2 separate regions of the Homo sapiens genome follow, and region 1 is linked to region 2. Evidence: chromatin contacts called from ENCODE Hi-C data. All regions are on one chromosome and are shown on one strand. Each heading gives the region's core, a stretch centred on a gene start or an enhancer-like site at or near the end of the contact. The rest is flanking DNA. Distances are from core to core; before and after follow the strand shown.

Region 1 (4,447 bases), core at 1,917-4,416, 130 kb after region 2:
ATGGAAAGCTTTTCCTTAGGCATAAAAAGTTAATTTTATTTCTTATTCTCTTTCACAGCGGTAACTATTACTTTGTAATTTTCCTGGTATTTTGTTGGCAGCCAAAAATAACACAAGTAATAGTCCTTGCCTACAATATGCAGCTCCGATTCATTTTGCTTAGCTCAAGTTGCCTCCTATAATAAAGGTGGTGGCACTAGACCTTAAGCATAGGTCTAAACTAGAGCAAATTTCTTAAGCCCGTTTTTAATCAGAAAGGCAGAACAAGTTCAAATCCTTTCCATTCCTTTATCCTAGTAGGGTTTTTAGAACACACCAAATAGCAAGAAATGAATGCAGCTTTAGTAATTAACATTGATAACTCTTCTCAGCCTCCAACTGAGTGAACAGCCTCTTTCAGGCCAGTCAAGAACCATTCTGTATAATCCTATCTGCATGTTATCTTGACAGTGGGAGATAGTGAGTCATAGACAAAGGCCAAGGTGTTGGGCCTGAGCTAACCAAGTGCGTTGAGAATGGAGGCAGTCTCCCAGGATCTGGGACAGGTGTGAGGAGCCACCAGGAGCCAGGGACCATTAAGTGGATGGGTTAGTCAAAGCATTACTTCATAAATCCAGGCGGCCACAGAGGTCTGCGTATTTACAGACACCACTTGTCAAGAGAAGTGGCAGCCTTGAAACCAGAAGGCACAAACACTGAAAAATCAGGTGGTTCAGGCTGCTAATGGTCCTATTAGGCAGTCACGCATCAGAGGACCCATGGTAGACAACAGAGCACCACAAAGGCCCCATGTGGGGCATGGCTTCTATGCTAGAATCCACCTCTATGCAGACAAAGGACTATCATGTGCTTCTTCTCTTAAACAAAGAAATCCATGTGTGGCTTGTCCAGGGCATTCAGATGCAAACAAGCAACTTAGACCACCAAAAAGGGATATGGCATTGGCCAGGGATATGCATTCCTGAAAATGTAAAACATTACTTTGTGCCTCCTTTACTTAAAGCAGTTAGTGAGTAACTAAGTTACGGAGAAGCTTAGAAACTAAAACACTCTGGCTTGCTTTGAATGTGGCCATTTTTACAGGTAAGAAAGCTGGGACCCAGAAAAATGCACTGATTTACCCAAGGAAGCAGAGCTGGGAACAGAATACGAGGCTTCTAATCTACTGATCATTTCACTGTGTCACACTATTTAAGATGTAGAAACAGCTGAATTCATCTTGTCAACTCAGAATCCTTTAGTATCTGTGTCCAGAGGAGGATTTGCCTCCACTCTAAGGGCTTTGGGTTTGTCTGGGAAGGGCTTATTTTTCACTTGCTTTCTTAGGTAGGAAATCAGGGTGGGAGATCTCAGTCAGCATCAGTGCCTTCCTTCCTGTGGATCTGGATGTCTTTTAATGCACTCATGAGCCTAGTGTGAAGCCTGGCCACAGAGATCCTGAGAATTGTACTCAAGAGAGTTTGAGCTTCAGATGTCATGGGTGCTCCCTGTTCTAGAGATAATGGTGTAAAGTGACACAGACACAGCATGTGCTGGCTGGAGGACAGATAAAAATAACAAATAGTCTTAATTGAGTACAGTGATTCAATTTTGCAAGACAGGCAGCAGCTAAAGAGATCTATTGGCACTTTATAGGTAATGTTGAGCGATAAAATAATAGTGATGATTATGCAGAGGACGAAGAGTAGCAAAAATTGCAGTCTCTGTGTCTTGCACAGTACTTAGCCCATAATTAATATAAATTATGTATCTTAGCCGACAGTACTTAGATGCATAATTAATATTACGGAATCGGATAAACTGAACTGATGACTATGACCCATAATCCATAATCATGACCCATGACCATGACAGGGATGGTGCAAGATTAGTGTGAATTCTGTTTCAGTAGGTGAGGACTAGCACAGACTGGAGATAAAACTGTGGTTTGGCATTCTTCCATTTTTACCTTGCTCATTTTTTAAGGCAGGCAGTTTGTACCTCATTGATTTTCACTGCTCATCAAGTCCTATTAGCCTATTCATTAGTGATGGCTTCATTCCCTTCCCACAGTCTGTCTCCTGAATGACACTTCCTTGTGTTAAGGCTGTGCTTAGCCCTAGCCATGATTGCTGGGTATCGACAGAATGTGGCATGACCAGCAGGGCCTGCTGGCTGGCAAGTAGCACCCTTCTCCAACAACACATTGGTACCCACAGAAAGAAGGTGGCAATTTCCATTACAAGGAAGATCAGGTTGTCAACTGATATTATAGTTCCAGTCTCTCTCTCTCTCTTTCTGTCTGCCACCCACACACCTTCACACTCACTTGTCTAAATATAAATATGAACACATTATCATAACCCCAAGCCTGTTCTTGCAGCTAAATTTATTTTCTCACTGGAACCACAGTTCACTTGTCAGCCAAACTAGAGGCCCAGAGTCATCTCTCTTTGTTTTGCTCTTCCCCACATCTGATCAGGCACCAAGCTCCAACCATGCTTCCTTAGACACCACTCTTGAGACCTCCCCTTCTCTGTTTTTCCACTTCTATTGCTCTAGTATAGTTACTATATTATACTGTCATCTTTCACCTGGACTTAAAGACTCCAGATAGTTCCATCTTTCTAATTCCTCTTCCCCAGTGCAAAGTGAGGATGCAGAGTACCTGTGGAAAGGCTAAGGGAAGACAGACTCCAGGCATGAGAGAGAGGAATACCAGCAAATATGTATTGAACACTTAATGTGCCAGGGCATTGATTTACTAATATTTACATTTGTTTTTACTTAATTCTCACAAAAACCTGAATGTACATACTATAATTATCTCCATTTTATGGATAAGAGACTCAAGGCTAAGAAATTTTAAGTGATGTATAAGATCGTATATAAGGAAGTGGCAGAGCTGGACTCAAACCAGGGGTCCAGTTTGTCTAACTCTTAGGTCCGTGTCATTGTCATCACCACATTCTACCTTTCTAGTTGCTCTATACTAGAGGTTATCACCTAAGGGGTTTGTTAAAACTGTGTTTTAACAAACACAGATTACTGGACACAACCCCCCAGAGTTTCTGATTCAAGTCTGGGATGAGGCCTGAGAATCTGAGAAGTTGCATGTTTATCAAAGTCCCAAGAGATGATGATGCTGCTGAACCAGTGACCACACATGAAAGCCTTCGCCCCAGCCTTTGGCATTTATTTTTGGCACTTTCTCCTCAGGCACAGCACAAGTGGTTCAAACTTCAGGCTTACATATCAGACCAGTTTGAGTCCTGGATCTGCTACTCAGTAGCTCTGTGTCTGTGGGCCACTTTATTTAACCGCACTAAGCCTCAGCTACCCCTTCTACAAAATGGGAATAGAACCTACCTTGCAAAGATGTTTGAGGACGGGGAATCATGTATATAAAACTCAGAGCTCTATGATTTGCACAGATTTGAACTTAATAAATGTTAGCTGTTTAGGAATTTACAAGTGTAAGAATTTTATTTTTTTTATTTCATTTAACTTTTATTTCTGTTCGTTTCTCTCTGCCTTTTTTGTTTCTCTCACTGCCTCAGATGGCTTTGCATTTGATTTTCCTTACATTTGGAATTTTGTTCTCCAGACCTTTGCATAGCTCACTTCTTCTCACCACTCAGGTTTCAGCTGAAATGTACCAGTTAAGGAAGGCTTTGAGCCTAGATGAGGGTACCCTTCTCCTATCCGCTACCCACGGCACTTTCTCATTGTATGCTCAGTGGGTGGATTTTTACATTGTGATCCAATTTCTGGAATAGTAATAGACATTTTCAGGTTTTCTACTTCTTCTACAATCAATTTTATGTTTTGGTTTTATAGAAAATTGTCCATTTTATCCGTTTTCAAATTTACTGTCATAAATTCATTCTGTGACATTAACTTCTTCTTATTCTCTACGATATCAGTCTTGTACCCCTTTCACTTTCTAATATTCTTCGCACCTTCTCTCCATTTTTGTTGATCATTCCTGCCAAGGTTTGTCTATTTAACTAGGCCTTACAATGACCCACTTTCTGATATGTTTGAATTCTCTTTATTATATCCTTGTTTTTACTTATTTCTATGGTTTATTTCCTTTCTTTCTTCTTTCTGTCTTCTTCCCCTGACTTATTAAGTTGTATACTTAGGTCTTTAATTATTGATGTTTCTCCATTTATTCTATGAGCATTTAAAACTGTCAACATTCTTTGAATCTCAATCATGGTGGCATGTTTCTTATATGACTTTCAATACGTTTGAGCTACTTGAGCAAGTAAAACCTGTTGGAATTCAGAAGGCCCTCAGTTCAGACTCAGCAGAGGATTTTCTTTGGCTTTGGCCAGGTGCCCAGGCACTGCCAGACTGGGACTACTGTGTTAATTTCTCGGTTTAGGGTTTCCCAGCTCATGCAGGTGTTATAAATTTAAACCTCAAACCCACACAAGGGCAGGGCTGTGGTGATGAATTC
Region 2 (5,164 bases), core at 458-2,957:
TTAAAAGGATGAAATTTTTTTTTCCTTTCACTTTTTTCTCCTTTGAGTCTCCTCCCTCCAGAAGCATTTATCTCTATGTGAGCCTACTAAGATTCTGTCAGGTTCCCTGTCTAGGTACCCAGTAGAGACTAGGGCTAACCCACAATGGCCATGACTTCTTTCTTCCCCGCAGGATGGGCACACAGAAAAAAAATAATAATAAGAGCATACCAGAAAATTGTAAGGAAACAGATGATTAAGAAAATGGGGAATTTAGATTCTAGTAACATTTTAACATTCTGTGAAAGTCAGGGGAACATGATATGCCAACCAGAGGGAGAGAGCATTATCAAGCACTCAGTAACAAATCTGTGGATCTGTCAACCAAAATGTTAGTAAGATGCTTCTTTTGCCAAGATCCTTAAGATTAATGGGGAAAATCTGAATTATACAAACACCATAGCTTTAATAACTATGAGAGAAAAGTCTCTGAGAGATTATTACGAATATAGAAACACTTCAAGTCCTACAAATGCATATACATTATACTAACAAGGAAAAGCCTGGATATAGAACTAAAGAGGGTCATTTCACTCTCTCTCCTCTCTCTCTCTCTTTCTCTGTCTTTCATACATTCTCTAAAGCAATAAAAGGTTGTCAGATCAACCAATAAACCTCTAAAACTCCAAAATATGTCTGAAATCACAAAATAATATTCTTTGCATGATGAAATGTACTCTGTCTCTGATTACATAGACCTCAATGTGAGAGTGCCTTGGCCTCTATTATTTAAAGAATACTATGGAAACAAAAACTTTAATACAGTAAATCTGCGGTTGTAAACTGCTATCACATAAATTAAGTCTGGTTTATCAATAGTTTTTGGCCTCAGATATCTATTTTATTAATATTCTGAACAATCTGAATCCCTAGAAACACTGGACTTCCAGGCCTATGTGGGGCATACGCTCATCTTTTCAGCCCTCTCCTTCATGCCACTCTCTTACCACTTCATTTAGGGATTTGAATTAGCAACTCTAGAAACAAATATAAAAATAGCAGTGAGGCAATTAATAAATACAGGCTGGGAGAGGTCAAGAATAAATTATGTTGCTGAATAGCTAACCTTAAAGATATCACTAATAAAAGTAAACTAAAACCTTGCTGTTTGAGGGTTTTTTATGTAAAACAACTAATTTGACCAATTAGCTATACATGTGGTTATAAATTAGGCAATATATTCAGCTAAAGAAAAGCAAGGCCCTCTAGATACCCATGTTGTAGAAGCTGTCACTTAATGACATAAATAAGCTCTACGCCAAACAGAAAATGCAATCATAATTAGTGGTTTTTTTCTAAGTAAAAAAATGCAATAGTCAAAACACTCATAAACAATTATAGACAAGTTCCTTAAAGTTCTGAGATTATTAGCTGGGGCTTATTAACCACAAATACTCAACAAACAGTCACTTGGTAATTATGCTAGGAACACTCTTGTTAACTTAGAACCAATTCTAAGAACTGATGGTGAAAACCAACACAATTAAAATGAAACTAGAGAGCTGTACTGAGGGGGATGAACTCAGGAAACCCAAGCTCTGTTGGATTGTGGAGACTTGAGAGAATCCATGGGGTTAGAACATTCAAAGTAGTCACTTTTGACAGCCTGAGTACAGTTAAGCCATTGGTGTTGTGTGTTGCGGAGGTGGCATCAGGTTTCTGGCAAGCTGCACTGGAATGAAGGAAGCAATACCTCATGACATTTGCCACACCATATGGCAGGTGGAGGTTTTGCAGAATGCCATGCAGTGTCACCTCATCACAGGAACTGTTCTAGTGAGTGTTACTTGATACATGTAGCTTGCGAAGGAGTTCAAATTCCTGTAGATGATTACATTATCCAGAGGAAAAGACAAGGGCTGAGATAACCTGAGAATTCTGGAGGAGCCAAGCCAAGAAAGAAATTCTGTATACAGTGAGAATAAACTAGAAATTAGAGGACCAGCAAAAGTCAGGGGAACAATACTCAATGGATCAATATTTACTGAGCTTTGAATAAAGTGACTAAGGATGTGGGATCTAGGTCAGACTGGTAATTAATGTTACTTCCATTTCTATTGCAATTTTCTCCAAAAAATAAGCATAATTGCTATTTATTATGTACTTATTGTGTGCTAGGTACTGCGCTTTATGCTTTTCCTGCTTTAGGATGCTTAATGAACATTTGCTGACTGAAGGGATGAGTTAATTCTTCCAGCCACCCTGCAAGGATTACAGATGAGAAGTTAAGCATCTTGTTCAAGCTGTGCTACTAACAGACAAAAGAAATAAAATAAAATCTAAGTCTGCCTCACTCCAAATCCCACGAATTTTCTACTGTTGCTTTGGGCATAGCGTTGATAAATGAGCAAAGTTACAAGTCACCAATAACCACTCAACGAGTAGTATCAGAGTAGAATAAGAAAGAGAATGGCTGAAAGAAGTGCAGCAAGAAGAGTCTGAACAATATCTGGGGACATGGAAATGATATGAGGGGCAGTGACTTTGATAGATGGAAGCTTAGAAAGTGAGAATGCTGGACTTGGATTAGGTACTCACCTTCTGATCGCAGACATTAAGAATCTGCTTGTCATGAGGCATGATTTCTTGTAGGATGTAGGCTCAATATCTCTGAATGGTGCTCTCTATAGAATGTTCTATTTCTGGGGCTGGGAAGGTTGGGGGGAATGAATGAAAAGATTGTGCAATATGCGTGCGGTCTCAGATGCAGGTCTTTCTTGACTCTGAATGCTCACATGGTTGTGGCTCCCAAAGTCTGGGGTCTCATTAAAGTATTCTCTCACTTTATGCACATAATGAGTTCACAGGAGGAGGGATTCAAGCAGCCAGCATTTTTCATCTCCTTATCTATCTCTGTGGACTTTCATCTGTAACCAACTATGGGACTTGTAAGCTGGGACGGTGGGGACCCATCTGACATTATGCCTGCAATTCATTACCACCTCCTACGCCCTCCTGGAAGAATTTTCAAACAGTTCTTCCAACAACAATCCAGCTAATATGTATATTCTCCTGGAGTAGTGGCTCTACTTGTCCAGACAACATTATGCTTGCCCCATGCCGGTGTAGACATCTCTGCAGACCATAAAAATTATTGTGTCAAGCAGTTAAGCCATTAGGCTATTGGGTACAAGAATTGATCTGCTACCAATGCCATTTGCTAATGCCATCCAGTGTAGGATAGATGCAAGAAGCTGAAGCTCAGCCAGTGGACTTTGTTTTACAAATGCAGCTGCTTCTCAATTATCCTGAATAATGAGGAACAGAAACTGCCTGAGAACAATGATGGATAGGTCTCAAGCTGTTTTCAGTAAAGTACATCTCCTATAGGAGGGTTATAACAAAACCACACAAAGAGTATGTGTCCCTCAATATAAAGTGAGGACACCTAGACTGATTTTGAACTTATATTTCTAAGTTACACGGATGTTAAACATTGAATTGCAGCTGAAGCAGATGGACATAACTCCAGAAATCCAGGGAGGCTGCCAAAAAGCCCAAGCTAACAGATTGCTGTAGCCATATAAAATAGGTCAAGTTGGACCTTATGCATGCTCCAGGGAAAGCTCTGAGACCCACACACATGCACACACGCATGCGCACGTGCACGCGCGCATACACACACACACACACACACACACACACACACAGAGATTTGAGACATAAAGCCCTGATTATGTAGATATTCTATATATGCATATATAAATATCCTTATATGTACCTGCATCTATATCTATATACATACAGCTAAGCAGAAAGTGACATTTCCACACTAAAGTCCTGTTCTGCAGAAATCATTTTTAAATACAAGCTGCAATTGTTGTAGTATGGGTAAGGCTGTGCATACCAAAGTCCTGATATTTGCAGTAACTGAACCCCTTTGGAAGAAGTCTAAATTAGCATCAACAATCCTGAATTCTATACAAATAAAAACTATGTATTTTGACTCTAGAATATCACCAAAGGAGACATTCTAGATCTTCAAAGGCAATATGTTAAAGCATTCTGGATAAAATTTGAAGCATGGGAACATTTCATCTGCTTCATCATGGAAATCTGTTGCAATTATTACTAACAAAATCAAGTGTCTTCAATTAGTGAAGTCTGTTTCTAAGGAACATACATTGTTTCCAAATTACCATGGCTTCCTCCACTCTTGTAACCTACTGTAATTTTTTCCACAAGGGTTATTAAGTAATTCTGTTTGTCTAAAGCTGCCCAGAAAGTATCCCTTCCAAGTACTATTCTTTTACATTTTTGTTCAGAGCAGAGCTGTTGGATGATGCCTCACTGTTAGACCAGCTTTAGTAATCCCATTAAATAATGCAATAACAAGGGATACTTGAAACATGGGACAGCTGTATAAAAAAGATTTTCAGGTACACTGGAGGTGGATTATTATGGCATCTCCCAGATGCTGATTTTTGCCTTGGAATCACCCAAACTAACCCCTGATGGGCATCTGTACCCTGAAGCTTATCACAGACTCTTGTGTCTCTGCCTCTGCTCCCGCTCATAGGGAAGCTAACACTGGTCCAAGTCCTATTTCAGAGCTTAAATAATGAATTAAGTGTTTTGGAAATAACTCCTTTATTAAGGAGTAACTGCTGGCTCAAATCTTTGGCCAAGTGTCTCATTCTATGATTCCTGTCTGCCTGCCTGGACTCTATTTTCCTTACCTTGTCACCTTCTAAACCTGGACTTGCAATATGCAGGTGGAAATGCAGAAAATCCACCCAGAAGAGCCTGTTGAAAGGCTATTTGTAGTTGCATAGGGTAATTTTGTCAGTCACTGTTATCATTTCCTATTCTAGAGTTTTCCAAATGTCAAAGTTGTTAATCATATAGAGGACTGGTTATGAAGACAAGAATTACAGGGTATCTTGCCCTCAGAATTTGAGAGGTGAGGTGGAAAGCAAGATGTCTCTTCATTCCTCATGATTAGTTTTCATTATTTAGCGCACAATAAACAATTGGGCATTTAGTTTATTCTTTTCCCTGACTTCTCGAACTATGAGACTGTTTGCTAACTGTAGGTTAGAGCCTTGTCTCACGAAACAAATTTATTAGAACATGACCAGTGAAAATAATAAAATATATCAGAAGTGAGGACATGTTCTTTCAC

Evidence for each region. Hi-C counts contacts between places; a loop is a spot of excess contacts on that map. Pooled maps may share reads with other maps.
Region 1: a pooled map of gastrocnemius medialis shows a loop between it and region 2 (8-fold over the local background). The contact joins two enhancer-like sites. A Hi-C loop is called at or near these places in 2 of 168 maps with a recorded cell type or tissue (left cardiac atrium and right cardiac atrium) and 4 of 50 pooled maps.

What each region holds. Positions count from the first base shown.
Region 1 is chr5:67,805,384-67,809,830 of GRCh38, forward strand. No RefSeq gene overlaps it. Among named protein-coding and RNA genes, the nearest start is that of LINC02997, 14 kb to the left of the region's middle. RefSeq lists a silencer at 4,432-4,447. Within about 2 kb of position 3,167, at least 4 of the 41 ENCODE cell types and tissues checked have a DNase peak (open chromatin) inside an H3K27ac peak, as active enhancers do.
Region 2 is chr5:67,676,069-67,681,232 of GRCh38, forward strand. No RefSeq gene overlaps it. Among named protein-coding and RNA genes, the nearest start is that of LINC02242, 32 kb to the left of the region's middle. Within about 2 kb of position 1,708, at least 2 of the 41 ENCODE cell types and tissues checked have a DNase peak (open chromatin) inside an H3K27ac peak, as active enhancers do.